2 separate regions of the Homo sapiens genome follow, and region 2 is linked to region 1. Evidence: chromatin loops called from intact Hi-C (ENCODE). Cell type or tissue: ovary. All regions are shown on one strand. Each heading gives the region's core, and the rest is flanking DNA. Links, peaks and the distances in the headings are about the cores only. Region 1 overlaps MARCHF2 (membrane associated ring-CH-type finger 2). Region 2 overlaps PRAM1 (PML-RARA regulated adaptor molecule 1).

Region 1 (14,991 bases), core at 2,692-10,691:
ATTTCCCCACTATCTTGTTCTCCCCCGATCTCTCTCTCAGGCTTTTGCTCCTCTCTGCCCCACTCCTAATCTTGGGGGTTCATGGATGGGGGTTCCTGCACTCAGGTCAAGGTTCACACCTGGCTCAGGGATTCCCTAGACCTTTGTCACATTTGGAATCTCAAGCTCCTGGAGAGGCAGGGTGACCTCAGAAGCTCTCTTCCACCCACGGCCATAGACAGAGGCAGCCAGGGAGCCCCGTGCCCCACAAGCCAGGGGCCAAATCCTTGGCCCTGCTGCTCCCAGCGGCAGAGCTCGAGACGCGTGCTGCACAACCACAGCCACTCACCAGCGTCCAGAGGACATAGATGGTGAAGAGGGCGATGGTGAGGGCAATGAGACCCACGGCCTCCAGCTGGCTGTGGAGCCGGAGGTGGTCCTGGGCCCCGCGCAGGCACAACCAGCCTGAGATGGCGGCCAGCGGTGTGATGAACAGGAAACACACCATGTCGCAGCACAGTGTCCGCTTCTCCGTCCGCGGCCCCGGGTCCTTCAGCCACTGCAGGGGAGAGGATAGGGGGCAGAGGAGAGGGGGCAGAGAAGGGGCTACTGAGGGGGAGGGGTAAGGACCTCCAGGCCTAGGCCTCCCTCTGTCCTTTCCTTCTTTCTTTTTTTTTTTTTTGAGACAGATTCTCACTCTGTTGCCCAGGATGGAGTGCAATGGTGTGATCTCGGCTCACTGCAACCTCGACCTTCTGGGTTTAAGCAATTCTCCTGTCTCAGCCACCGGAGTAGCTGGGATTACAGGCAAGCGCCACCATGCACGGCTAATTTTGTATGTATATATATTTTTTGAGACAGAGTCTCGCTCTGTCAGCCAGGCTGGAGTGCCGTGGCACGATCTCGGCTCACTGCAACCTCAACATCCCAGGTTCAAGCGATTCTCCCACCTCAGCCTCCCGAGTAGCTGGGATTATAGGCAAGCGCCACCATGCCCTGCTAATTTTGTATTTTTAGTAGAGATGGGGTTTCACCATGTTTGTCAGGCTGGTCTCGAACTTGTGACCTTAAGTGATCTGCCCACCTCGGCCTTCCAAAGTTCTGGGATTACAGGTGTGAGCCACCACGCCTGGCCCTTTCCTTCTTTCAAACATTTATTGAGCCCATGAGGAGCCAGGCCCTGCCAGGTGCTGGGCACATTTACCCCCATTTTACAGATGGGGAAACTGAGGCACAGAGGAATTAACTCAAGTGAGCAAACTCACACAGCTACATAGTCCACAAAGCTGGGGTTCCAACCTGGGAAGTCTTGCTCCAGGGCCGAAGCGTCTTTGGCTACTAATCTACTACGCTTGGCCTTCCCCAGATGACAGGCCAAAAGAAATGGGCTAAAAAAAAAAAAAAAAAAAAAAAGCCCTGGTGTGGTGGTTCACGTCTGTAATCCTAGCACTTTGGCAGGCCAAAGTGGGTGGATCACTTGAGGCCAGGAGGTCAAGACCAGCCTGGCTAACATGGAGAAACCCTGCCTCTACTAAAAATACAAAATTAGCTGGGCGTGGTAGCACGCACCTATAATCCCAGCTACTCAGGAGGCTGAGGCAGGAGAATTGCTTGAACCCAGGAGGTGGAGGTTGCAGTAAGCCAAGATCGTGCCACTGCACTCCAGCCTGGGTGACAGAGTAAGACTCTGTCTCAAAATAATAATAATAATAATAATAATAATAATAATAATAATAAGTTCTTTCATTTCTTTGATTTTTTTGTAGAGACAGGGTCTTGCTGTGTTGCCCAGGCTGGTCTTGAACTCCTGGCCTCAAGTGATCTTCCCACCTTGGCTTCCCAAAGTGCTGGGATTACAGGCATGAGCTACCACACCCAGCCAAGAAATGGGCTTAATTCATGAAATTCTGGTGGATGAGACAGAAAGGGCCCCTGCCCTCCCATGCTGGCAGTGGAGGTATGAAATGGGTGAACGGTCACATGGGGCAAGGCCTTGCCAAGGAGGTGACATTGAAGAGAACGGAATGAACAGAAGGAACCACGTGAAGAATGGGGGAGATGGGGCTCTAGGCTGCAGGGGCGGCAGATGCAAAGGCCCTGGGATAGGGGGAGGCGGCCTAGACAAGATGTGTGGGGAGGGGGCTGTGTGGCTGTAGCACGGAGACCAAAGTGGGTGTGGGAGGGTGTGTGAAGGGGCTGGACCTCCCTCCCACTTTTCTCCCTACACTCTGGCTCCTAGGTGGGCCAGGGGCTTTTCTAGGGTTTTTGTTTTTTGTTTTTTGAGACGGAGTTTCGCTCTTGTTGCCCAGGCTGGAGTGCTGTGGTGCAATCTTGGCTCACTGCAACCTCCGCCTTCCGGGTTCAAGCTGGGATTACAGGCCCCCGCCACCATGCCCAGCTAATTTTTGTATTTTTAGTAGAGACGGTGTTTTACCACATTGGCCAGGCTGGTCTCGAACTCCTGAACTCAGGTGATCCACCCACCTCTGCCTCCCAAAGTGCTGGGATTGTGAGCCACCACGTCCAGCCTTGGTTTTTTTTTTTTTTTTTTTTTTTTTTTTTTTTTTGAGATAGAGTCTCAATCTGTTGCCCAGGCTGGAGTGCAGTGGCGCTATCTCAACTCACTGCAAACTCCGCCTCCCAGCTTTAAGTGATTCTCCTGCCTCAGCCTCCCAAGTAGCTGGGATTACAGGCATGCGCCACCACACCTAGCTTTTTCCTCATCGTTTGAGACAGAGTTTTGCTTTGTCACCCAGGCTGGAGTGCAGTGGCTTAGTCTCAGCTCACTGCAACCTCCGCCTCCCGGGTTCAAGCAATTCTCCTGCCTCAGCCTCCCTAGGGTTCAAGCAATTCTCCTGCCTCAGCCTCCCTAGGGTTCAAGCCAGTCTCCTGCCTCAGCCTCCCTAGTGGATGGGATTATAGGCACCCACCACCATACCTGGCTAATTTTTTTTTTTGAGATGGAGTCTCACTCTGTCGCCCAGGCTGGAGTGCAGTGGCCTGATCTCAGCTCACTGCAAGCTCCGCCTCCTGGATTCAGGCCATTCTCCTGCCTCAGCCTCCCGAGTAGCTGGGACTATAGGCACCTGCAACCACGCCCGGCTAATTTTTTGTATTTTTAGTAGAGATGGGGTTTCACCATGTTAGCCAGGAAGGTCTTGATCTCCTGACCTCGTGATCCGCCCGCCTCGGCCTCCCCAAGTGCTGGGATTACAGGCATGAGCCACCGTGCCCAGCCCACACCTGGCTAATTTTGTATAGCTAGTAGAGACAGGGTTTTCCCATGTTGGCCAGGCTGGTCTTTAACTCCTGACCTCAGGTGATCCATGCATCTTGGCCTCCCAAAGTGCTAGGATTACAGGCGTGAGCCACCGTGTCTGGACTTTTTTTTTTTTTTTTTGTATTTTTTGTATTTTTAGTAGAGACGGGGTTTCACCATGTTGGCCAGGCTGGTCTCGAACTCCTGACCTCAAGTGATCTGCCCGCCTCGGCCTCCCGAAGTGCTGGGATTACAGGCATGAGCCACCGCGCCCGGCAGCTTGTTCCTTTTCATCTCTCAGGCCTCAGCTGGGGGGTTCACCTCCTTTTGAGGCCTTGCCTGACACCCCAAGTTGCCCCACCCCCTGTGACATGTTTTTCCCTTACTGCACTATTGCTCCCAGAAACCAGTTGCTTCGTTGATTTTTTTTTTTTTTTTCTGTAACCTCATATCAGAAGCGATGCTTTGAAGTCCAGATTAAAGTTACTGGACTTTAATCTCCATGAGTGCCCAGCCCTACGTGTCTTGTTGGTGGCTGGGTCCCCAGTGCCTAACAGAGTGCTGGGCATGCTGGAGGTGCCCAGGAAATCTCTGCTAATGAAAGACACAGGCTGGGAGCGGTGGCTCATGCCTGTAATCCCAGCACTTTGGGAGGCTGAGGTGGGCAGATCACTTGAGGTCAGGAGTTCGAGACCAGCCTGGCCAACATGGTGAAACCGCATCTCTACTAAAAATACAGAAAATTAGCTGGGCATGGTGGCGCACGCCTGTCATCCCAGCTACTTGGGAGGCTGAAGCAGAAGAATCGCTTGAACCTGGGAGGCAGAAGTTGCAGTGAGCCGAGATCGCACCACTGCACTCCAGCCTGGACAAGAGTTAGACTCTGTCTCAAAAAAAAGAAGAAGGAGAAGGAAGAAGAAGAAAGAAGAAGAAGAAAGACTGAATGAAAACAGGGAGAGGTTAATGGGTCTGGGAGCTCTTAAACCCTAGGCCTGGTTTCTGACACACCATCAGCAGACCCACCTGGTGGACAGGGGCGGTAGGGAGTTCTGCCCTAGGAGGACCACCAGATTGCCCGGGGCAGCTCCTGCCTTTGGCCCCCATGTCTGCCCTCTCCCCACTGCCCACCGCAGTCTCAGACTCTTAAGGGTACCTCTGTGAGGGGTCGAGGCCGTTTCTCCACTGCAAACTCCGTGTGGCACAGCTCGCAGTAGCTGGTGTTAGATGAGGAAAGCCACTTCTCCAGACAGCTCTTATGCACGGCACCCAGCGTGCCGGTGCAGCCACACGGGGACAGCAAGCACTCCCCGTTCGCTCCCTCATGGCAGATCCGGCAGAAAGGACCATCACTGGACACAGAGATAGGACCCATGAGCAATGATTGGGCTTTCTGTCTATACCTGCTTCACTACCCACTGGATCACAAGCTCACCCTTACCCCATGCTGCCACTTAGTGAACTCCTACTCATCCTTCAATGCCCAGCTCTAAATGTCCTTCCCTTTGGGAAGGAGATGCAGGGAAGGTAACCTTGCGAAGCCTTCCCAGACTCCCACAGGTGGAGTGATGTGTTCCCTTCCCAGGGACCCTGCAGCACCCTCTCAGACCCAAGATGGGCATCTGTTATACCCGCCCCCATGTCCTCTCCAAATTTCCCTAAAATACCCACCCTGATTGTCCTGCACAACTTCCCCACCCTCAACTCTTTTTTTTTTTTTTTTTTTTTTTGAGACAGAGTCTCGCTCTGTCACCCAGGCTGGAGTGCAGTGGTGCGATCTCGGCTCACTGCAAGCTCCGCCTCCCGGGTTCACGCCATTCTCCCACCTCAGCCTCCCGAGTAGCTGGAACTACAGGCACCTGCCACCACGCCCGGCTAATTGTGTTTTTGTATTTTTAGTAGAGACGGGGTTTCACCGTGTTAGCCAGGATGGTCTCGATCTCCTGATATTGTGATCCGCCTGCCTCAGGCTCCCAAAGTGCTGGGATTACAGGCGTGAGCCACCGCACCCGGCCCCCAATCCTCGACTCTTAATCCTCAAAGACCAGCTGGGTGAGGTGGCTCATTCCTGTAATCCCAGTACTTTGGGAGGCCAAGGCAGGAGGATCATGAGGTCAGGATTTCAAGACCAGCCTGGCCAACATGGTGAAACCCCGTCTCTACTAAAAATACAAAAATTAGCTGGGCGTGGTGGTAGGTGCCTGTAATCCCAGCTACTGGGGAGGCTGAGGCAGGAGTATCACTTCAGCCTGGAAGGCAGAGGTTACAGTGAGCCGAGATTACACCACTGCACTCCAGCCTGGGTGACAGAGTGAGGCTCCGTCTCAAAAAAAAAAAAAAATCCTCAAGGACTAGGGCAGAGCAGACAACACTCCTCATGACCTCAGGCCTCATACTGGACCAGTCAGAACACCAGGCCGGGAGCAGTAGCTCATGCTTGTAATTCTAGCACTTTGGAAGGCTGAAGCGGGAGGATCACTTGAGCCGAGGAGTTCAAGGCCAGTGTGGGCAACCTAGTGAGATCTCATCTCTATAAAAAAAAAATTTTCTTTTTTTTTTTTTGAGATGGAGTCTCGCTCTGTCATCAGGCTGGAGTGCAGTGGTGTGATATCAGCTCACTGCAACCTCCACCTCCCAGGTTCAAGCGATTATCCTGCCTCAGCCTCCCGAGTAGCCTCAGCCTCCCGAGTAGCTGAGACTACAGGCACATGCCACCATGCCCAGCTAATTTTTTTTTTTTCTGTATTTTAGTAGAGACGGGGTTTCACCGTGTTAGCCAGGATGGTCTCAATCTCCTGACCTCGTGATCTGCCCGCCTCAGCCTCCCAAAGTGCTGGGATTACAGGCGTGAGCCACCACGCCCGGTCCCAAAATTTTTTTTAAAGACTTATCTTGGCGTGGTGGTACATGTTGTGGTCCCAGCTACTTGGGAGGCTGAGGCAGGAGGATCACATGTGCCCAGGAGTTCAAAGCTCCAATGACCCATAATTGTACCACTATACTCCAGCTTGGACAACAGAGTGAGACCATTTGAAAAAAAGAAAAAGAAAATAGAACAGCACGCACCCCTGCTCATGCAACCAACTCAGGCTTGTATGATACCATCAGAGTCACCGATAATCTATTCCTAAAATTCTTTGTTTCCCCGTAAACTCCAGAACTGTCGGCCACAAGGCTGACAGAAGCCTGGAGCTCCTGCAGCTGCCTAGTCTGTGTGGAGCCTGTGAATGATGCCAGCACAGAGGAGAGCAGAGCCAAGAGACAGGGAAAGGTAGATTTTTTTTTTTCTTTTTTTTGAGACAGTGTTGCTCTGTCACCCAGGCTGGAGTGCAGTGGCGCGATCTCGGCTCACTGCAAGCTCGACCTCCCAGGTTCATGCCATTCTCCTGCCTCAGCCTCCAGAGTAGCTAGGACTACAGGCGCCGGCCACCACGCCCGGCTAATTTTTTGTATTTTTTGTAGAGACGGGGTTTCACCGTGTTAGCCAGGATGGTCTCGATCTCCTGACCTCGTGATCCACCCGCCTCGGCCTCCCAAAGTGCTGGGATTACAGGCGTGAGCCACTGCGCAAGGCCTGGGAAAGGTAGATTCTTAAGGACATCTTTGCGGGCCCCTGGATCTAATCACACCTGAAGCCCGTGCTACCTGAGAAACCTGTGCATCCAGAGAGAAGTGCTCACCTGCTCCTCTGCCCTTGTGAGGGGGAAATAGAAATAAAAAGCATCTGCAGAAAGCTGCCTCGGAAAAGTCTCCAGCCCTGGCCCAGTCTCTGGGGATGCCGGGTCCTTCCCAGGGCAGCTCAGGAGGCAGGGGGCGTGGCCCAGAGGCCAAACAGCCATGAGTCACTGTTTCCCAAACATTTCTGGCCAGAAGGCAGACTGTGAGGTCACACAAAGAAGAGCTATTTTCCAGACAACGCCAATTTCCTCTCAGAGAGACTGTATTTTTTTTTCTTTCTTTTTTTTTTTTTTTTTTGAGTCACCCAGGCTGGAGTGCAGTGGTGCAATCACAGCTCACTGCAGCCTCGGACTCCCTAGCTCGAGCGATCCTCCTGCCTCAGTCTCCCGAGTAGCTGGGACTACAGGTGGCACCACGCCACACAGCTAATATTTTTTAACTTTTTCTAGAGAGGGGGGTCTCACTATGTTGACCAGGCTGGTCTTGAGCTTCTGGGCTCAAGCGATCCTTCAGCCTTGGACTTCCAAAGTGCTGGGACTACAGGCATGAGCGACCACGCCTGCCTGGAAATGACTGTTTTCTATCCTTTTCTCAGATTCTCATGCTGCGGGGTGGAGTTGGGCGGCTTTAAAAAGAGCCCAACAGGCTGCTCATGGCTGCTTTCTCAACAGTCCTGTCCCTGGACTGCTATTTCCTCCTGCAATGGCAAAAGGGCATGCCTGCCTGCCTCCTTTCTGAACCCATACCCCGATCCCACCCTCCCCCAAGTACACACACAAACAAAGTTAACAAAAAAGGAACCCTTTGTCCGGAAACCAACCCAGGGAAACAGAAGTGACGAGAATCTTGAGGAAGAATCATGTCAGTTTGGAGCTTGTTCTGGGAAACTGTGAAAAAGTTTGGGAGAGCAAATTCAGAGAAGAGGCCAGGCACAGTGGTTCATGCCTGTAATCCCAACACTTTGGGAGGCCGAGGTGGGTGGGTCATCTGAGGTCAGGAGACCAGCCTGACTAACATGGTGAAACCCCGTCTCTACTAAAAAAATACAAAAATTAGTCGGGCATGGTCGGGGCGGGGGGGCTGTAATCCTAGCTACTTGGGAGGCTGAGGCAGGAGAATCGCTTGAACCCAGGAGGCAGAGGTTGCAGTGAGCTGAGATCATGCCACTGCACTCCAGCATGGGTGACAAAGTGAGACTCTGTCTCCAAAACAACAAAACAAAACAAAAAAACAAATTCAGAGAAGAGAGGAAAAAAAAAGCCTTAATATTTGTTGAGCACGGCCAGGCGCGGTGGCTCACGCCTGTAATCCCAGCACTTTGGGAGGCTGAGGTAGGTGGATTATGAGGTCAAGAGATCAAGATCAGCCTGGCCAACATGGTGAAACCCCATCTCTACCAAAAATACAAAAATTAGCTGGGTGTGGTGGCGCGTGCCTGTAGAACCAGGTACTCAGGAGGCTGAGGCAGGAGAATCGCTTGAATCCGGGAGGCGGAGGTTGCAGTGAGCCGAGATCACGCCACTGTACTCCAGCCTGAGTGACAAAGCAAGACTCTCTAAAAAAAAAAAAAAAAAAAAAAATTTAAAAAGAGGCTGGGCACGGTGGCTCACACTTATAATCCCAGCAGTTTGGGAGGCCGAGACGGGCAGATCACCTGAGGTCAGGAGTTTGAGACCAGCCTGGCCAACATGGCGAAACCCCGTCTCTGCTAGAAGTACAAAAACTAGCCAGGTGTGGTGACGGGTGCCTGTAATCCCAGCTACTCGGGTGGCTAAGGCAGGAAAATCACTTGAACCTGGGAGGCGGAGGTTTCAGTGAGCTGAGACTGCGCCACTGCACTCCAGCCTGGGCAACAAAATGAGACTCTGTTTCAAAAAAAAAAGAGAGATACAGTGGTGAAGTAATTTGTCCCAGGTCACTCTGGGAGAGAGAGAGGTGTCCACTCAGGGTCAGGGCCGAGGCACTGAGCCCACAGCCTGCACTCCTGACCGCCCCCTATACTGCCTCCCAAAAGTGTGTTACTTGACAACATTTGACCTTCAGATTTCACATAATAATCTGGAATTTCAGCTTTTCCTAAAGAATCAGACCCGGCCAAAGCTAGGCCTCTGTTTCCACAAGGCGATAACTGTTTGTGTCTCTTTCTCTATTTACCCACTTGGCCCTCTGTCAACGGTTGGACTTCTAACCCCAGGCTGGGAGAAACTCACTGCGCCCAGAGAGAAGAGGCAACAAAGGCCAGGATATCCACGCAGTCACCACTCACCTCGGTGTGTCCAAGGCACGGATGACGGTGGAGAGGAGCCGGCCATCCCTTGAAGTCACCTGTGCCACATACTGGGGCGGTCCGAGGCCCGTAGCCTCCACGACCTTGGAGAAGGCAGGGCTGCCGGAGCAGTCACACAGGGAGCCGGGGAGGTGGCAGCAGTCACCCGTCGTCATGGCCACCGGGAGCCCCGTATCCTCAGGGCCTGAGGCCCATGGTTCCAGGAGCCTGGGAACAGGCCAGTGCGGAGGTTAGGGGCAAGGTTAATGAGCCTGACGGACTAAGGTTTGAGTCCCCTCTTGTCAAGGCTGTAGGGACCACTAGACCATTTACATCTCTGAGCCTCAGTTTGCACCATCTGTAAAATGGGCCTCTGTAGGGCCAGTGAGGATTCAAGGAGACGATGCATGTAACTCAGCACAAGGCTGGTATACAGCAGGAGCTTGGGTTGTATTATTTCTCACTCTCCTAAGAAAAGCTATGCTTCCCTGGCCAGGCGCGGTGGCTGACGCCTGTAATCCCAGCACTTTGGGAGGCTGAGGCGGGTGGATCACGAGGTCAAGAGATCAAGACCATCCTGGCCAACATGGTGAAACACTGTCTCTACTAAAAATACAAAAAAAAAAAAAAAAAAGAAAAGAAAGAAAAAAGTAAAAAAAAAAGAAAAGCTAGGTTTCCCATTCTGGCTAACACAGTGAAACCCCATCTCTACTAAAAATACAAAAAATTAGCCAGGCTTGGTGGCACGCGCCTGTAGTCCCAGCTACTTGGGAGGCTGAGGCGGGACAATCGCTTGAACCCAGGAGGGGGAAGTTACAGTGAGCCGAGATCACGCCACTGCACTCCAGCCTGGGCGACAGAGCAAGACTCTGTCTCAAAAAAAAAAAAAAACCCAAAAAAAACAGGAAAGCTAGGCCTGGCCAGGTGTGGTGGCTCATGTCTATAGTCCCGGTGCTTTGAAAGCCAAGGTAGGAGGATTGTTTGAGCCCCAGGAGTTTGAGACCAGCCTAGGCAACACATCAAGACTCTATCTTTATAAAAAATGAGAAAATTAGGCCAGGAGCAGTGGCTCACACCTGTAATCCCAGCACTTTGGATTCAAGACAATCCGCCTGCCTCCGATTGCCTCAGCTCAGGAGTTTGAGACCAGCCTGGGCAACATGGTGAAACCCTGGCTCTACTAAAGAAAACCAAAAATATTAGCCAGGCATGGTAGCACAAGCCTATAGTCCCAGCCACTTGTGAGGCTGAGGTGGGAGGATGACTTGAGCCCAGGAGTTTGAGGCTGCAGTGAGCTATGACGGTGCCCACAGCACTCCTGCCTATGCCACAGAGTGAGAACCTGTCTCTAAAAAAGAGAAGACAAGAAAAGCTAGGCCTCCTCTTACCCTCAAAGCCTCCAGGGCCAGGACCACCTTTCAACTAATATCACCTTTCCAGATAAGGTATCAGAACCAGTTCTTTTTTTTTTTTTTTTTTTTGAGACAGAGTTTCGCTGTGTTGCCCAGGCTGGAGCGCAGTGGCACGATCTCAGCTCACTGCAACCTCCACCTCCTGGGTTCAAGCGATTCTCCTGCCTCAGCCCCCCAAGTAGCTGGGACTACAGGCATGCACCACCATGCCTGGCTAGTTTTTGTATTTTTATTTATATTTATTTATTTTTTTTTTAAGATGGAGTTTCACTCTTGTCGCCCAGGCTGGAGTGCAATGGCATGATCTCGGCTCACTGCAACCTCCACCTTACGGGTTCAAGCGATTCTCCTGCCTCAGCCTCCCAAGTAGCTGGGATTACAGGGGCCCACCACCACACTCAGCTAATTATTTATTTATTTATTTATTTATTTATTTATTTATTTTTTGAGACGGAGTCTCACTCTGTCGCCCAGGCTGGAGTGCAGTGGCGCGATCTCAGCTCACTGCAAGCTCCACCTCCTGGGTTCACACCATTCTCCTACCTCAGCCTCCTGAGTAGCTGGGACTACAGGCGCCCGCCAACACACCCGGCTAATTTTTTGAATTTTTAGTACAGACGGGGTTTCACCATGTTAGCCAGGATGATCTCCATCTCCTGACCTTGTGATCCACCTGCCTCAGCCTCCCAAAGTGCTAGGATTACAGGTGTGAGCCACTGCGCCCGGCAATTATTTTTATTTTTATTTTTATTTTTTATTTTTATTTATTTATTTATTTATTTTTTTTTTGAGACGGAGTCTTGCTCTTTCGCCCAGGCTGGAGTGCAGTGGCCTGATCTCAGCTCACTGCAAGCTCTGCCTCCCGGGTTCACGCCATTCTCCTGCCTCAGCCTCCCGAGTAGCTGGGTCTACAGGCGCCCGCCACCACGCCCGGCTAATTTTTTCTATTTTTAGTAGAGACGGGGTTTCACCGTGTTAGCTAGGATGGTCTCGATCTCCTGACCTCGTGATCCGCCCGCCTCGGCCTCCCAAAGTGCTGGGATTACAGGTGTGAGCCACCGCGCCCGGCCAATTATTTTTATTTTTATTGTATTTTATTTATTTATTTTTTGAGATGGAGTCCGGCTCTGTTGCCCAGGCTGGAGTGCAATGGCGCGATCTTGGCTCACTGCAACCTCCGCCTCCCGGGCTCAAATGATTCTCCTACCTCAGCCTGCTGAGTAGCTGAGACTACAGGCATGCGCCACCATGCCCAGCTAATTTTTGTATTTTTAGTAGAGATGGGGTTTCACCATTTTGGCCAGGATAGTTTTGATCTCTTGACCTTGTGATCCTCCTGCCTTGGCCTCCCAGAGTGCTGGGATTACAGGCATGAGCCACCACGCCCGGCTAATTTTTGTATTTTTAGTAGAGATGGGGTTTCACCATGTTGGCCAGGATGGTCTCAAACTCCTGACCTCAGGTGATCCATCTGCCTCGGACTCCCAAAGTGCTGGGATTACAGGTGTGAGCCACTGCACCCGGCCCGGCAGAGAATTTCATTGAAGAAACAAGGGCCCTTTCTGGAGACCTCCTTGAAGCCAATACAGGTGCCCTGGAGCCAAGGATCTCTGTTCCCAGCTTGTCCAACCCCCAAGAGCTACAATGTCCAGAGCCCCTGCAGCCCCTAAAGTGTTCAGAAAGTCCAAGCAAGAGAGGCAATCAAGTACTCAGCGAAGTATTCCCACCCCCACCCCAAGTCAGCTTGTAAACTGCCAATCAAAATCCGAGCCCTGGGCCAGGGGAAGTTGTTCATACCTGTAATCCCAGCGCTTTGGGAGGTCCAAGCAGGAGGATCACTTGAGGCCAGGAGTTTGAGACGAGCTAGGGCAACATAGAGAGACCCTATCTCTCTGAAGGTTTTTTTGAATTAGCCAGGCATGGTGCTGAAAGCCTGTAGTCCCAGCTACTTGGGAGGCTGAGGAGGGAGCCTCAACCTCTTGAGCCCAGGAGTTCAAGGCTGTAGTGAGCTATGATCACACCACTGCACTCCAGCCTGGGTAACAGAGCAAGACCCAGTCTCCAGTCTCTAAAACAGAACAAAAGAAAGCAAGCAAACAAACAAACAAAAAAACAAATCTGAGCTCCAAAGTGGGGAGGTGAAGGAACAGGGGAGCAATTACTAACTCTTGCGCTAGGACGGTTCACTGCTGGATAAATGCCCTCTAAACAGCTCAGCCAGCAGCCTTCCTGGCCTCACATGTTCTTCTGAGCATCATAGTCAGGCCTCTGCAGGCCAGATAAGCAAGTATTGCCCAAAGGCAGGGACCCAAGAGGAAGACTGCAGGCCTGAGATAACACCCACAGGGCAGTGGCCGGGCCTGACACAGGGTGCCTGCTGCTCTCCCTCCCAAGTCCCTGCAACCAGAACCTTAAGCTCAGAGGCCAAAGGGGAAGCGGCTGGGCTCTTTACGGGAAGGCAGGCAGAGGCGAGTCCTTTCCTCCAGCCCAGCCCTTCTGAGGCTAGGTCTTTACATTTCTTTTTTTTTAAGACAGGGTCTTGGCCGGGCGTGGTGACTCATGCATGTAATCCCAGCACTTTGGGAGGCCGAGGTGGGCAGATCACCTGAGGTCAGGAGTTCAAGACGAGCCTGACCACATGGAGAAACCCCGTGTCTACTAAAAATACAAAAAAATTAGCCAGGCATGTTGGCGCATGCCTGTAATCCCAGCTACTCGGGAGGCTGAGACAGGAGAATCACTTGAACCTGGGAGGCAGAGGTTGCAGTGAGCCGAGATCGCACCATTGCACTCCAGCCTGGGCAACAAGAGTGAAATTCTTTCTCAAAAAAAAAAAAAAAAAAAAAAAAAAAAAAAGACAGGGTATTGGCCGGGCGTAGTGGCTCATGCCTGTAATCCCAGCACTTTGGGAGGCCGAGGCGGGCGGATCACCTGAAGTCAGGAGTTCGAGACCAGCCTGGCCAACATGGCAAAACCCCATCTCTACTAGAAGCACAAAAATTACTTGGGCATGGTGGCGGGCAACTGTAATCCCAGCTACTTGGGAAGCTGAGGCAGGAGAATCGCTTAAACCTGAGAGATGGAGTTTGCAGTGAGCTGAGATCACGCCACTGCACTCCAGCCTGGGTGACAGCAAGACTTCATCCCCCCGCCCAAAAAAAAAGACAGGGTCTCACTCTGTTACCCAGGCTGAAATGCAGTGGTGTGATCTCAGCTTACTGCAACCTCAGGCTCCTGGGTTCAAGCAATTCTCCTGCTTCAGCCTGTCGAGTAGCTGGGACTACAGCTGTGTTTCACCACACCCAGCTCGTTTTTGTATTTTTAGTAGAGACAGGGTTTCACCACGTTGGCCAGGCTGGTCTCCAACTGCTGATCTCAAGTGATCTGCCCGCCTCGGCCTCCCAAAGTGCTGGGATTACAGGCTTGAGCCACCACCCCTGGCCTGGTCTTTACATTTCTGCAAATAACTGGATATTACAGGAACTATCCCAGCTCCTGCATGTGGTGTTCTAATATTTCTTCTATCAGGGAGAAAAAAAAAAAACCACAGGTAAATCTCTTAATGCAAGGCCTGCAAACCACCAAAATTATACTAGCAGCTTCTATCTATTAAGAACCAGACACTATGCCAAGCAATCTCCATACATAGTCATCATCTCACTGAACTCGAAACAGTTGTTATAAGTGTCTCCTTCAAAGGTCACCTTCCTGGAGAAGCCTTCTCGACAATGCTGTCTGGGGCCTGGCGCATTGGCTCATGCCTGTAATCCCAACACTTTGGGGGCTGAGGTGGGAGGATCGCTTGAGCCCAGGAGTTTGAGAGAAGCCTGGGCAACATACCAAGACCCCGTCTCTACAAAAAATACAAAAATGAGCCGGGTGTGGTGATGTGCGCCTGTAATCCCAGCTACTCAGGAGGCTGAGGTGGGAGAATCGCTTGCACCCAGGTTGAGGCTGCAGTGAGCCATGATCACACAACTGCACTCCAGCCTGGGCCACAGAGCAAGACCCTGTCTCAATCAATCAATGAAGTGCCAATGGGGTCCACTTGATTCCACTCGTGGCATGTGTCCCTGTCTGAAACATTCTACTTATTCACCTACGTATTTAGCCACGTCTGTTGTCCTACCCTACAGTGAATTCTGTAAAAAAGAGACCCTGTCAGATTGCCTCCCGCTGTCCCCAGCACCTGGCCCTCTGTCTAGCCCAGAGCTGCTGCATTTCTGGTTGCTGCTGCAGTCATTTTTTTTTTTTTTTTTTTTTTGAGACAGAGTCTCGCTCTGTCGCCCAGGCTGGAGTACAGTGGCCGATCTCAGCTCACTGCAACCTCCACCTCCTGGGTTCAAGGGATTCTCCTGCGTCAGCCTCCCGAGTAGCTGGGATTACAGGCACCCACCACC
Region 2 (14,991 bases), core at 4,755-12,754, 69 kb before region 1:
GCGGCCCCAGCTCGGGTCCCACTCATCCCATGGCCCATCACCTGCCTGCAGCCATGGTGAGTGCTGGAAGAGGCCTGTGCCTCACTGGCTGGGAAGCAAGGGACACAGATGTTCCCAGAAGGATAGGATCCACCTGTGGAGGGGCGGGCGGGGGGGCGGGGGGTGGCTGCGAAAGACATCTGGGAAACGGGAAGGGTCGGCAAAAAGGACCCGAGGTAGGCGGCCACCAGGCACACCCCAGGACAGCGCGGGCTCCTGGGGGTTCACGCTCAGGTTGGGACTGCGAGGGGGACAGATGGGACTCCCCGGGGGGACAACTCCCGTCTCCCCAGGTCAACATGAGCAGCCATGTGGGAACGGGCTGCTGGGGTGAGAGCAGTGCTTTCCTGCGGGGTGACAAAGTGGGTCATGACCCTCCCCCGTCCAGTCACCCAAGTTGTGACCTGCTAACCCTGACTTATCTAGCCCTGTGGTCGCCCGGGAGCACTTCCTTCAAACCACTCGGGGCTTTGACAGGGGCACTTCAGGCCCCAGGTGGGAATTGCTGCCTTTCCAAGGAGCAATCCTGGTCTCTGGTCCTCTGGATGGGGAAAGTGAGGCACACGCAGGAAGCAAAGGCCACACGTTTCTGCCCTTTCCCTCCCCCAATCTCCTTGACCACAGGTGAAAGGGGCGTTTGTAGGACTAAGGAGGCCTGGCCTTCTTGTGAATCTGCCTACCTCTGTGAGGAGTGGTTGCAGGGCCAGCTAGGAGGGCAGCTGGGACAGCTGGGTATGCAGGAGACAGCGCCTGTGCCCACGGTGTCTGCACCAATCCTCTCAGGCACTGTCAACTGTGAGCATTCCTGACCATCAGCCCGCATGTCAGAGACGGTGTGAGAGGGACCGCATGGCCGTCTCCAGGCATCTCTGTGTTTTCCTGATGGTCAGGCTGAGTACATGGCTGTCTTTGTGCTGCCTGAATATTGTTTATTTCAGCAAATATTTACTGAGCACCTACCATGTTCCAGGCCCTGGGAAGACAGCAATGAATGAGCCAAGTCTCTGCCTTGCAGAGGCTGAGGAACTGAGGGAAGTTGTGGTGTAGAGAGACAAAAAAAAAAAAAAAAAAAAATCAAGACACATTAAAAACAATGTAAAATAGTATAATACGTAGGGGTGGGTACGATGGAGAAAATCATGCATGCTGAATGCAGGGCAGTAGTGGGATGGGGTGATCCATTTAAAATAGGGTGGTCTAGGCCAGGCGTGATGGCTCATGCACTTTGGGAGGCCGAGGTGGGTGGATCACTTGAGGTCAGGAGTTCGAGACCAGCCTGGCCAACATGGTAAAACCCTGTTTCCATTAAAAATACAAAAAAAATTAGCCAGGCGTCGTGGCAGACACCTGTGATCCCAGCTACTCAGGAGGCTGAGAATCGCTTGAACCCAGGAGGCGGAGGTTGCAGTATGGCGAGATTCCACCACTGCATTCCAACCTGGGTGACAGAGTGAGACTCCGTCTCAAAAAAAAAAAAAAAAAAGAAAGAAAGAAAAATAGGGTGGTCTAGGTTGGGCACGGTGGCTCACACCTGTAATCCCAGCACTTTGGGAGGCTGAGGCGGGTGGAGGGTGGATCACCTGAGGTCGTGAGTTTGAGACCAGCCTGGCCAACGTGGTGAAACCCTGTCTCTAGTTAAAATACAAAAATTAGCCAGGTGTGGTGGCGAGTGCCTGTAATCCCAGCTACTTGGGCGGCTGAGGCACGAGAATCATTTGAACCTGGGAAGTGGAGATTGCAGTGAGCCGAGATCGCGCCATTGCACTCCAGTCTGGGTGACAGAGCAAGACTCCATCTCAAAAAATAAAAATAAACAAATAGGGTGGCCTTGGATGGCCTCTCTAATAAGAAAATATGAGAACAGAGGCTGGGAGGAGGAAAAGGAGAGACCCAGGTGGTGCAGAGACATGTCCTGGGTCAGGGACAGGGCAGAGGCCCCGAGGTCGGAGGGAAGTGTTCAGGGTGCAGGGAGGAGAAGGTGGCTGGGTAGGGAGGCTGGTTCGCCCAGGCTTTTATGAGGCATTTAGCTTGAACTGTGGGGACATGAGGAAGCATTGCCGAGTTTTGAGCAGAGGGACACAAACAGACTCAGGGTTCAACAGGCTTCTCCCTCCAGCTGCCATGGGGGGAACTGACCAGGGAAGGGGGTAGGCAGAGGCCCAGGGAAGGGCTTGTTAGAGTAATCCAGGCAATTGGTTGGGGGAGGGCAGACACTGCCTCCCACTACCTCCTGGGGTGACAGTGGTGAAGGCAGTGAGAAGTGGTTGGATTCCGGATGTGTTTTGAAATTAGCACAGAAGGGACTGGGGGCCTGGGCGCGGCGGCTCAAGCCTGTAATCCCAGCTACTGGGGAGGCCGAGGTCGGGGGAATCATTGGAGCCCAGGAGTTGCAAGCTGCAGTGAGCTATGATTGCACCACTGCTCTCCAGCCTGGGCAATGGAACGAGACTGGAGACATGCAGTGGGAGGGGTGAAAGAATGAGGGGGTCAAGGATGCTGGGGGGGTGGGGTACCACCCATGGGGGGAGGGCAGTGGGACTGGAGGCTGCAGGAGGGATGTCGGGATCTCCAGTGCTGCTAGAGGAGGTTGGGTGTGGAATCAGCACTAAATGGAGAAGTAGGGAGGGGTGTCGGTCCCAGGATCCTAGGATCCATGGGGGCTCCTGGGAAAGAGCTGAGGGCTGACCGGGCCTGGGCGCAGGGGTGGTGGTTGTGGGCTGTGCCTGAGGGTCCCCAGGCCCATCCTTCCATGCCCCTTCTGTGTGTTTGAGCCCCTGCCTCATTGGCTCTGCGTCTCCTAGGAGAGCCATCAGGACTTCCGGAGCATCAAAGCAAAGTTCCAGGCCTCTCAGCCGGAGCCCAGCGACCTGCCCAAAAAACCTCCGAAGCCTGAGTTTGGTAAACTGAAGAAGTTCTCCCAGCCTGAGCTAAGCGAGCACCCCAAGAAGGCCCCGCTGCCTGAGTTTGGTGCAGTGTCCTTGAAGCCCCCGCCGCCTGAGGTCACTGACCTCCCCAAGAAGCCCCCGCCGCCTGAGGTCACTGACCTCCCCAAGAAGCCCCCGCCGCCTGAGGTCACTGACCTCCCCAAGAAGCCCCCGCCGCCTGAGGTCACTGACCTCCCCAAGAAGCCGTCCAAACTGGAGTTGAGTGACCTCTCCAAGAAGTTCCCACAGCTGGGGGCCACTCCGTTTCCAAGGAAGCCCCTGCAGCCTGAGGTCGGTGAGGCCCCTTTGAAGGCCTCGCTGCCGGAGCCTGGTGCGCCGGCCCGGAAACCCCTGCAGCCCGACGAACTCAGTCACCCCGCCAGACCCCCCTCCGAACCCAAATCCGGCGCATTCCCCAGGAAGCTCTGGCAACCCGAGGCCGGTGAGGCTACCCCGAGGTCCCCGCAGCCTGAGTTGAGTACCTTTCCCAAGAAGCCTGCGCAGCCTGAGTTCAACGTGTACCCCAAAAAGCCTCCGCAGCCTCAGGTCGGTGGCCTCCCTAAGAAGTCCGTGCCGCAGCCTGAGTTCAGCGAGGCCGCTCAGACTCCCCTCTGGAAGCCTCAGTCCAGCGAGCCGAAGCGCGACTCCAGCGCCTTTCCCAAAAAGGCCTCCCAGCCTCCGCTGAGTGACTTTCCCAAGAAGCCTCCGCAGCCTGAGCTTGGGGACCTCACCAGGACCTCCTCAGAGCCCGAAGTCAGCGTGCTTCCCAAGAGGCCGCGGCCGGCCGAATTCAAAGCGCTCTCCAAGAAGCCCCCGCAGCCCGAGCTGGGCGGCCTCCCCAGGACCTCCTCAGAGCCCGAGTTCAACTCACTCCCCAGGAAGCTGCTGCAGCCGGAGCGCCGGGGGCCACCCCGCAAGTTCTCACAGCCTGAGCCCAGCGCTGTCCTCAAGAGACACCCGCAGCCTGAGTTCTTCGGTGATCTCCCTCGAAAGCCTCCACTCCCCAGCTCCGCTTCCGAGAGCTCACTGCCTGCGGCCGTGGCCGGCTTCAGCTCCCGGCACCCGCTCAGCCCTGGGTTTGGAGCGGCTGGGACACCCCGCTGGAGGTCAGGAGGCCTGGTTCACAGTGGAGGGGCCAGGCCAGGCCTCAGACCCAGCCATCCACCCCGGCGGAGGCCTCTGCCCCCTGCCAGCAGCCTGGGACACCCTCCAGCCAAGCCCCCGCTGCCCCCGGGGCCCGTGGATATGCAGAGCTTTCGGAGACCCTCTGCAGCATCCATAGGTGGGTGAGGGCGGGCGGCACCGGCAGGAGCGGGGGCTGAGGTCCCAGGCAGTGCCGGCTTCCCTGCCCTACTCTCTACCCCACAGATCTACGGAGGACCCGCTCGGCCGCTGGGCTCCACTTCCAGGACCGACAGCCTGAAGACATCCCGCAGTGAGTGTGGGGAGGAAGCGGAGGTGGGTGCGGATTGTGGGGCTCAAAGAGGCCTCATCTCGGCCTGGAGCTCCCAGAACTTCGGGAGGCTGAAGTGGGCGGATCTCCTGAAGTCAGGAGTTCGACAACAGCCTGGCCAACGTGGTGAAACCCCGTCTACTAAAAATACAAAAATTAGCCCGGTGTGGTGGGGGGCACCTGTAATCCCAGCTACTTGGGAGGCTGAGGCAGGAGAATCGCTTGAACCCGGGAGGTGGAGGCTGCAGTGAGCCCGAGATCATGCCCCTGCACCACTCCAGCCTGGGCAACAGAGAAAAACTCCGTCTCAAAAAAAAAAAAAAAAAAAAAAAAAGAAGAGGCCTCATCTCAGGTATCCCCGCAGGGTCCCAGATGAGATCTACGAGCTGTATGACGATGTGGAACCCAGAGATGACTCCAGCCCCAGCCCCAAGGGCAGAGGTTTGTTGGTGGCCTGCCCGAGTCCCTGCAAAACATTCGGGGCAAGGCCATTTTCTGCCATGCTCCTGGTGTAAGAGCAAGTAACATTTTAGGACCTGCTGGCTCCTGCTGGGTGGAACTACATAAGGGGAGCCCAGAGGCGAAGGACCAGTGAGAAGGCTGTTGTAGGCAGAGGTGTGGCCCAGGTTGGCAGCAGGAGATGTGGGAGCAGTGGGTGAATTCAGTAATCAAAAGCAGGCATCAGGCCGGGTGCAGTGGCTCATGCCTGTAATCCCAGAGCTTTGGGAGCCCGAGGCAGGAGGATCGTTTGAGCCAATCCCAGGGCTTTGTGAGGCCAAGACAGGAGGATCCCGTAAGCCCAAGATTCCAGACCAGTCTGGGCCACAGAGCGAGACCTCATCTCTACAAAAAAACTTAAAAATCAGCCAGGTGTGACAAGCATCTGTAGTCCCAGCTATTTGGGATGCTGAGACAAGAGGATTGCTTGAGTCCAGGAGGTCGAGACTGCAGACTGCAGTGAGGCTGTGACTCCACCACTGTACTCCAGCCTGGGCAGCAAACACCCTGTCTCAAAAAAAAAAAAAAAAAAAGCAGGATTTGGTGGTATATAAAGCAGGGAAGTTTCAAGCCTAGCACCCAAGGGCATGACAGAGCCGCCCCTGGGTTGACGACAAGATGTTAGGTTCCATTCATTCATCCATCCATCCATCCATCCATTCATTTATTTATTTATTTTTTGAGATGGAGTCTCGCTCTGTCACCCAGGCTGTAGTGCAGTGGAGCAATCTCAGCTCACTGCAAGCTCCGCCTCCCGGGTTCATGCCATTCTCCTGCCTCAGCCTCCCCAGTAGCTGGGACTACAGGCACCCACCACCGCGCCCAGCTAATTTTTTTGTATTTTTAGTAGAGATGGGGTTTCACCGTGGTCTCGATCTCCTGACCTCGTGATCCACCTGCCTTGGCCTCCCAAAGTGCTGGGATTACAGGCGTGAGCCACCACGCCTGACCCTTATTTATTTATGTATTCGTTTTTTTGTTTGAGATGGAGGCTCGCTCTGTTGCCCAGACTGGAGTGCAGTGCCGTGATCTTGGCTAACTGCAACCTCTGCCTTCCGTGTTCAAGCGATTCTCCTGTCCCACCCTCTGGAGTAGCTGGGATTACAGGCACGTGCCACCAAGCCCAGCTACTTTTTGTATTTTTAGTAGATATGGGGTTTCACCATGTTGGCTAGGCTGGTCTCAAGCTCCTGACCTCAAACGATCCACCCACCTTAGCCTCCACAAGTGCTGGGATTACAGTCATGAGCCACCGCGCCCGGCCTTATATTTTTATTTTTTATTTTTTTGGAGACACAGTCTCGCTCTGTTATCGCCCAGGCTGGAGTGTAGTGGTGCCATCTCAGCTCACTGCAACCTCTGCCTCTTGGATTCAAGCGATTCTCCTGCCTCAGCCTCCCAAGTAGCTGGGATTACAGGCGCCCACCACCATGCCTAGTTAATTTTTGTATTTTTAGTAGAGCTGGGGTTTCACTACATTGGCCAGGCTGGCCTTGAACTCCTGACCTCGTGATCCGCCCACCTCAGCCTACCAAAGTGCTGAGATTTCAGGCGTGAGCCACCACGCCCAGCCTGATTTACTTAGACCTGTTGTGTTCAAGGTAGCTGAGGGGATGTCCAGGCAGAACTTGGGCCTGAAACTCAGGGGGAGGTGTGGCCTGCAGGCAGGTGTGGCAGTGGCAGGGGAGGGAGGCTGCCAAAGGTTTCTTAGAAGTTTGTGCTGGGTGAATAGGGAGCAGGCCCGCACCTCCTGCCCAGCTCCACAGTTAATGCCTTCATGAAAACACAAGCAGCTTCCAGGCAAGCACCTTGCCTGCCTGTCCCTAAATCTGTACCCTCCACTCCCTGCATGTCCCTAAATCTGTCCTTAAATCCGTACCCTCCACTCCAAAGTTAATGCCTTCATGAAAACACAAGCAGCTTCCAGGGAAGCACCTTGCCTGCCTGTCCCTAAATCTGTACGCTCCACTCCCTGCATGTCCCTAAATCTGTCCTTAAATCCGTCCTTAAATCCGTACCCTCCACTCCAAAGTTAATGCCTTCATGAAAACACAAGCAGCTTCCAGGCAAGCACCTTGCCTGCCTGTCCCTAAATCCGTACCCTCCACTCCCAAATCCCCACAGGGCAGTAAGGCAATGCACCCCCATTTTACAGATGCACAAGGCTGGCCCGGCGTGGCAGCTCACACCTGTCATCCCAGCAGTTTGGGAGGTCCGGTGGGCGGATCACTTGAGGTCAGGAGTTCCAGACCAGCCTGGCCCGCATGGCAAAAACCCATCTCTACTAAAAATAAAAAAACTAGCTGGGGCCGGGCGTGGTGGCTCACGCCTGTAATCCCAGCACTTTGGGAGGCCGAGGCGGGTGGATCACCTGAGGTCAGGAGTTCGAGACCAGCCTGAACAACATGGAGAAACCCCATCTCTACTAAAAATACAAAAATTCGCCAGGTGTGGTGGTGCGTGCCTGTAGTCCCAGCTACTAGAGAAGCTGAGGCAGGAGAATCGCGTGAACCTGGGAAGGAAGGGTTGCAGTGAGCCAAGATCACGCCATTGGACTCCAGCTTGGGCGACAGAGTGAGACTCAATCTCAAAAAAAAAAATGAGTCGGGCATGGTGGCATGCACCTGTCATCCCAGCTATTCGGAAGGCTGAGGTGGGAGAATTCCTTGAACCCGGGAGGTGGAGGTTGCAGTGAGCTGACATCGCGCCGCTGCACTCCAGCCTGGGTGACAGAGTGAGACTCTGTGTCTGTCTCAGTTGAAAAAAAAAAAAAAGGCCAGGCGCAGTGGCTCACGCCTGTAATCCCAGCACTTTGGGAGGCCAAGGCGGGTGGATTGCCTGATGTCAAGAGTTCAAGACCAGCCTGGCCAACATAGTGAAAACCTGTCTCTACTAAAAATACAAAAAATTAGCTGGGTGTGGTAGCAGGCGCCTGTAATCCCAGCTACTTGGGAGGCTGAGGCAGGAGAATCGCTTGAACCTGGGAGGCAGGGGTTGCAGTAAGCTGAGATCCTGCCATTGCACTCCAGCCTGGGTGACAGAGTGAGACTCCATCTCAAAAAAAAAAAAAGAAAAAAAAATAGGTACGCAAGGTTGAGGCTCTGGGATGGGGCTTGCCCTGGCTTGCACAGCTGGTCCACGAGCTGGATCTGTGGCAGGGCTTTCAGCGGGGGCCAGAGCTTGAGCTTCTAAGGTGCTCCTGCTCTCGCTGACAGCCTCAGAGGGCCTGGGGCAGAGAGGCCCCCTCTGCTTCTCCTGGGCTTTCTCCCTGAGCTTCTTGCAACACCTCCCTGTGAGCACACAGCTTCCTGGTGGGGCCCCTTCTGCTTCCGCTCTAGGGGAGGCTCTGTGGCTTGGGTCTGGGGGCCACCGTTGGGGATGCGGATGGCCAGGAGTGGGGCTGCTGAGCGCCTGGGCTAGTGACAGCCTGCCTCCAACCACTCCCAGAAGCCCTGCTGGAATCCCCCACCTCTTCCGAGGCTAGGAGCATCTGCCTCTCCTCAAACTTCATACAGTCCCCACCCTTGGCCCATTGTTCCTGTCACCAAATAACCTTCTCCCCCTTCCTTGCCAGTCATTTGAGGTTCTGATAGGAAAAAAGAAAAAAGGGGCCGGGCGCGGTGGCTCATGCCTAAAATCCCAGTTCTTTGGGAGGTGGAGGCAGGCGGATCAGTTGAGGTTGGGAGTTCGAGACCAGCCTGGCCAACATGGTGAAACCCCGTCTCTACTAAAAATACAAAAATTAGTTGGACATGGTGTTGCACACCTGTAGTCCCAGCTTCTGGGGAGGCTGAGGTGGGAGGATCGCTTGAATCCAGGAGATGGAGGCTGCAATGAGCCGAGATTGCACCTCTGCACTCCAGCCTGGGCAACAGAACGAGACCCTGTCTCAAGAAAAAAAGAAAAAAAAAAAGGTCCCACTTCCCTGGATCTCCCGCTTCTCAGGAGTGGCGTGGGCTTCTCACTGTGGGTGCAGCTTCTCAAAGGCAGCTTAGGTCTCTTGGGGCCAGGACTCTGGACTCCCCTTTCCCACTGTCTGCCTTACTTGGAGCAGTGGCAGCTCCACTGCAGAGGTTCCTGGAAGGCAGGGGGCTCCTCTGCAGGTGGGGAGAGCCCAGCCTTTCCCAGGGATCTGAGCTGGCCATGCGGGGAAGGCGGGCAGAGGCCTGCTCTGGGTCAGCTGTGGATGAACCAGGGCTGCCTGCATGGCGGTGCCAAGAGGTGCTCTAATGTGGCGGGTTTGCAGGGACCCTGGAGTGCCAAGGTCAGGTTCGCTCCTGGTGGAGTGACTGCTCACGGCCAGGGAAGCCTCTGAGAGGCAGGAGCAGCTGGAGGGGCTGTGTGTTCCAGGTGAGACTGTGGATGGCCATGCCTGGTATCTGGCGGGCACGATTCAGGTGCTGCTCCTTGGGCTGCTTGGAGGGACTACAGGCCTGAAATGTCCGGCGGGATACTTTGAGCCATTCGGAAAGGACATGCTGGGGCTCTGGGTTCTGGATCTTTCACTCACCAGGGTTCCTGGGGCTCCCACCTGAAGCCAATTCCTTGGCCAGCAGGGCTCTGACTTGGGAGCCTGGTCATTTGCCAGGAAGTGGCACAGGGAGACTGGCACCATGGGAGACCCCTCAGTCCAGAGTCTCATCATCAGTCACCAGTCCAGGACGCTTACCCTAGCAGCATCTTTTAAAAATTATTTTTATTTACTATTTTGAGACAGGGTCCTGGTCTGTCGCCCAGGCTGGAGTGCAGCGGCGCCATCTTGACTCACTGCAACCTCCAGCTCCCAGGTTCCGGCGATTCTCCTGCCTCAGCCTCCTGAGTAGCTGGCATTATGGGCGCCCACCACCACACCCGTCTAATTTTTGTATTTTTAGTAGAGACAGGGTTTCACCATGTTGGCCAGGCTGCTGTCAAACTCCTGACCTCAAGTGATCTGCCCGACTTGGCCTCCCAAAGTGCTGGGATGACAGGCATGAGCCACCATGCCTGGCCATGATATTTTACTGTCAACTATCATTGCCCTCCTGTGCAATGGAACACCCAATTTCTTCTTCCTAACTGTAACTTTGTACCCATGGGCCAGCCTCTCCTCATCCTCCCTTCTGCCTTAGTTTTTCACCCAAATCTCATTACAGTAGAACCCCAGAACCTACCGGGTGCAGTGGCTCAGGCCTGTAATCCCAGCACTTTGGGAGGCTGAGGCAGGGGCATCACCTGAGGTCAGGAGTTAGAGACCAGCCTGGCCAACATGACGAAACCTCATCTGTACTAAAAATACAAAAATCAGCTGGGTGTGGCAGTGGGTGCTTATAATCCCAGCTACTCAGGATGCTGAGGCAGGAGAATCGCTTGAACCCAGGAGGCAGAGGTTGCAGTGAGCTGAGATCATGCCATTGCACTCCAGCCTGGGCAACAAGAATGAAACTCCGTCTCAAAAACAAAAACAAAAACAAAAGAAACAAAAAAAAAAACGGCTAGGCACGGTGGCTCACGCCTATAATCCCAGCACTTTGGGAGGCCGAGGCGGGTGGATCACCTGAGGTCAGGAGTTTGAGACCAGCCTGGCCAACATGGTGAAACCCGTCTCTACTAAAAATAAAAAAAAAAATTAGCCGGGTGTGGTGGCATGTGCCTGTAATCCCACCTACTTGGGAGGTTGAGGGAGGAGAATCGCTTGAACCCAGGAGGTGGAGGTTGCAGTGAGCTGAGATCGCGCCATTGCACACTCTAGCCTGGGCAACAAGAGCAAAACTCCGTCTCAAAAAATAAAAAAGAACCCTAGACCCAACTTGCTCTAGGAGGCAGAAGTGAAATGGCCTCGAAGCCTACAGATAAATCCTGCCTTTACCATTTACCAGCTGGGTGACCTTGGGCAGTTTGCTTGACCTCTCTGAGCCTTTATTTCCTTGTGGACAAGTTGGGCATGACAGTGGCGTCTACTGGCATGAACAAGGTTGCTGAGAGGGCTGCCATGAGGGGCGTGGCCCAGCAGTTCCCACCATGCTGAGCACGTGGCAGGAGTTAAGGGAATGGAAGGCAATCCAGAAGAACCCATGACCCCTGAGAAAGGCTTGCGGAAGAAGGTGGGCAGGGAGAGGTTTGGGAGGGGACCTGGTGGGATTTGGGGAGTCCTCAGAACTGACACAGGGAGGCCTTACTCAAGATCCAGCCACCTGCCAGGCGCAGTGGCTCACGCCTGTAATCCCAGCACTTTAGGAGGCCGAGGCGAGTGGATTGCCTGAGGTCAGGAGTTCAAGACCAGCCTGGCCCACATGGTGAAACCTGTCTGTGTTAAAAATACAAAAATCAGCCAGGTGTGGTGATGGACACCTGTAATCCCAGCTACTCGGGAGCCTGAGGTAGGAGAATCGCTTGAACCCAGGAGGCGAAGGTTGCAGTGAGCCGAGATTGTGCCATTGCACTCCAGCCTGGGTGACAGAGCAAGACTTCGTCTCAAAACAAAAACACAAAAACAAACAAAAAACAGCTACCAGGGTAAAGGCTGAGCCGGCGGGCCCTGCCTTGACTCGGAGTCCTGACTGTCCCCAGATGAAGCGCCCTCAGTTCAGCAAGCCGCCAGGAGGCCACCACAAGACCCAGCGCTCAGGTGCCATGGGCAGAGGGGGTGGGCAGACGGGGGGCGAGCTCCAGGAACCCCCAGAGGAGCACAACTTGCTCACGAGCACACAATTCCTTGGTGGGGGCTATCAGGAAGGAGAAGGATCCCCAGCCACAGCAGTTGCCACCCATGGACCCAAAGTTGCTGAAGCAGCTGAGGAAGGCAGAGAAGGCCGAGAGGGAGTTCCGGAAGAAGTTCAAGGTGAGGCCTCTGAGCTAAGCAGGAGTCCTGGCAGGGCGGAGACCAGGGTCCCACCGATCCCAGGCTCAGAAAGAAGACAGGGGCCCAAGGGCGGCAGCACAAGCAGAGGCCCTAACATCTCGCGCCCCAGTTTGAAGGGGAGATCGTGGTTCACACGAAGATGATGATCGACCCCAACGCTAAGACACGTCGCGGGGGTGGCAAGCACCTCGGGATCCGGCGCGGGGAGATCCTGGAGGTGATCGAGTTCACCAGCAATGAGGAGATGCTGTGCCGGGACCCCAAAGGCAAATGTGAGTGCGCCCGGCCCCGCAGCCCCGGGAGGTCCCCGCCGCCACCCTGGGCCTCAGAACCCACCATGCCCACTCTCTCCACAGATGGCTACGTGCCCAGAACAGCGCTCCTGCCCCTGTGAGTGCCAGCCCTGACCGTGGTGGGGGAGTGCGGGGTGTGTGGTGCAGGGTGGGGGGAATGGGCCACGGTGCCCCTTGCTGACCCAACTGTGCTCTGCCAGGGAGACGGAGGTGTACGATGATGTCGACTTCTGCGGTACGTGGACACTCTGGGAGGGCTGGAGGGACCCTGGCGATTCCCCGGGGGCGCTGCTCACTATTGGGCTTCTGGGGAGAGGGGTCCATGGAAGTCACGCTTCCTCGGCAGATCCCCTGGAAAACCAACCACTCCCCCTGGGACGGTAAGACCGGTAGGCGTGGGGCCAGGACAGCCAGCCAGCCCAGCGCCCGCTCACCCAGGAGCCCTGGATCCCGGCGCGGGAAAGTCACAGAGCTGCCTGGGCTTGTACCTGGCCACATAAAGCCCCAGTTTAAAGCAGTCCCTGCTTCTTGTCTTTTCTTTCCCTCCTGATTGGCACACAGTGGAGCAAAGGCACGGGAACCCCCTGACCAAACACAAAAGGGGGTGTGTCTGGGGTCACCCTGCCATGGTCTCACCCCTCAGGGATAAAAGCCAGTGGGGAGAAAAGGGTGGCAAGAAGCTGGTGAGCAAGGGGGGCTCCGGGTGATCAGAACAGCATGTGCTACCAGGCAGGCAGCCGGGCAGGACGCGCCCCTCCACAGCCAACAGAACAGCAGCAGCCAGGCCTCCTTGCCAGGTATGCACACCTGCTTGGCCTGAGTGGATCCTGAGAGCGCTTCACTGGGGGAAGGGGTGGGGCCTATACCCAATTCTGACAGAGCCCAGGTATCAATCAGATTTGGCCTGAGCCTCTGGCAGGACTGAACACGCATGGAAGGTGGCACACAGTTTGGTCTGTTTCAGCAGGAAAAAAAAAAAGCCAGAGAACAAGCCTGACTCAGGCAGGGCCTGTGCCCCAGGGCGTTAACTTCACAACAGGGAGACAGGATGGCTTTCGGGGGGCTTTTTTTTTTTTTTTTTTGAGACGGAGTCTTGCTCTGTTGCCCAGGCTGGAGTGCAGTGGCGCGATCTCACTCACTGCAACCTCCGCCTCCTGGGTTCGAGTGATTCTCCTGCCTCAGCCTCCTGAGTAGCTGGGACTACAGCCATGAACCACCGCGCCTGGCCTCAGAAGGCTCTAAACAGCCAAACGCTCCATTGTAAGCCGGGGGATTACAGCCCACAGGAAGGCAGTTTCCAGGGAAGAGTCTCCCCCCATCTGTGGGCAGGCACCCACCCCTGGGGCCTCAGACAAGCAAGAGAGGGGATGAGATCCCTGCTGCTTGGACTGGAAGCTCGAGTGACCCCAGCTCCCCACACCTCGCGTGGTTGCCCACACAGCACACACAAGCAGGCCGTTTTCAGGAACCGGTATTTATTATCAAAGTCATATTCGATGTCAACAAGATGCCACAACTACAAAAAAAATTGCGCACATTGCAATCTCAATGCAAACAGTCAAATGGAACCCCAGTCATTAAAAAAGTAATTCAAATTACCCCAAAAAGCAACTGAATTTTTTAAACATCTTTATACATCCAGCCAACAAATTAAAATGGTTAACAAGAAAAAATACAAATTCAGAGGTCTCGTATCGATGTTTAAAAAAGGCAACTGCTTAAGCGTTTCTATCAATTCGAACGTCAATCTCTCGGCCACTCAGCTTCATGCCATTCATCATCCGGCAGGCTCTCTCGGCCACCTCTGGCGACTCGAACTTAACCACGCCACACCCCTTGGACTTCCCATTCTCCATCTTGATGTCGGCGTACAGCACGTGGCCTAGGACAGGGAGGGAAGAAGAGACGACACTCAGTCCCGATTTTGTTAGATTTTGGTGGACAGAGTCAAAAAGGAGAGGCCCTGAAGCCTAGAGCACAAAGGCTCAGAATACAATGGCGAGAACCAATGACTACGGCCCCCTCAGCCACACTGCCATTCTTCTGCTAACAGAGCCTGCCCCTGCCCCATGAAAAGCCTTCCTGGCGGATTCAATGCACGCCTTTACGCTTCAGGAAGTTCAAAAAAGAAGGCGCAGTGTAAAGCCAGCTTTATAGGCAGAAAGTTCCCATACATTTTACAAAGTCTTCATTTTTGATATGCCACCGCCCCTGGTTACAAAGCCATCCGCAATCCAATGGACACGTCTGTACTGTCCAAATGAAAGCCAGCAGGTTTCACTTATTCATTTGAGCACCCGTTAAGCATCCAGATATGTGTCAACGCCGTGGACAGAGCCCTAGAGGGCAAAGGCTCTACTCCAGGAGTACCAAAGGTGGTAGGGCCACAATGCCAGAGGTGGGAACTCAGTGCCTAAGAGAGGGCCCAGGGCAGGTAGGGTGGAGGGGTCCTCAGGGGCAAGTTCTGAGTGAGCTTACACAGAAATTCACCAGAAAGAAGACTTGCCAGTAATTGGCTCACACGAGAGCATTGCGGGACACGTGCAGCACTTGCCGCTCAGGTTCTGGGACAGGAGGGAGATGGAGGAGGATAGGACCAGGTCTTCAAGGGGCTTGTGAGTCTGGACTTCCTCTTGAAGGCACAGGGCCGCTCCAGGCATTGCAAAAGTGGGGGCTGGGGGCGCTGTGATCCCACTGGCCTTTTCAGAATATCTAGCTACAACATGGGAACTCAGGAGTGGGGAAAGAGGTGAAGAATGGAGCAAAGAGGCAGATCATGACTCAACGGCTTGCCCCAAGAACCATGGAGAAGCAGCAATGGTGGTGAAATCGGAGCCACTGCTGAAACAGGAAGCGGGAGGACAGTGCGGAAGCAGCTGCCCAGACCTCTAGCTCAGGCCCCTCTAGCTAAAAAGAACAGAGGTGGTGCATGCGGGGTGGGGG

Evidence for each region. A loop is a pair of places that touch in the nucleus more often than their neighbours do. Peaks named below come from ENCODE experiments on the same cell type or tissue, not always from the same donor. Only the 100,000 strongest peaks of a DNase experiment are listed, where the experiment ranks them.
Region 2: it touches region 1 in a loop (2.0-fold over the local background); 54 of 110 quality-filtered maps call a loop at or near these places.

What each region holds. Positions count from the first base shown.
Region 1 is chr19:8,416,205-8,431,195 of GRCh38, reverse strand. It overlaps MARCHF2 (membrane associated ring-CH-type finger 2), which reads right to left. Exons shown (of 5, transcript NM_001005415.2): 2 at 9,180-9,407; 3 at 4,392-4,587; 4 at 329-538. The coding sequence starts at 9,355. Among named protein-coding and RNA genes, the nearest start is that of MARCHF2, 10 kb to the right of the region's middle. RefSeq lists enhancers at 6,299-7,162, 12,848-12,992 and a cis regulatory region at 12,912-12,929. In ovary, for the core only: no CTCF peak of the experiment used is centred there; a DNase peak (open chromatin) is centred at 7,045; H3K27ac peaks cover 1,655 bases.
Region 2 is chr19:8,487,630-8,502,620 of GRCh38, reverse strand. PRAM1 (PML-RARA regulated adaptor molecule 1) reads left to right here. Exons shown (of 10, transcript NM_032152.5): 1 at 1-56; 2 at 2,841-4,245; 3 at 4,332-4,398; 4 at 4,781-4,857; 5 at 11,464-11,521; 6 at 11,626-11,734; 7 at 11,865-12,027; 8 at 12,112-12,145; 9 at 12,249-12,283; 10 at 12,395-12,565. The coding sequence starts at 30. The coding sequence ends at 12,432. It overlaps HNRNPM (heterogeneous nuclear ribonucleoprotein M), which reads right to left. Exons shown (of 16, transcript NM_005968.5): 16 at 13,507-13,930. The coding sequence ends at 13,767. Among named protein-coding and RNA genes, the nearest start is that of PRAM1, 7.5 kb to the left of the region's middle. RefSeq lists an enhancer at 3,426-4,112. In ovary, for the core only: no CTCF peak of the experiment used is centred there; a DNase peak (open chromatin) is centred at 8,231.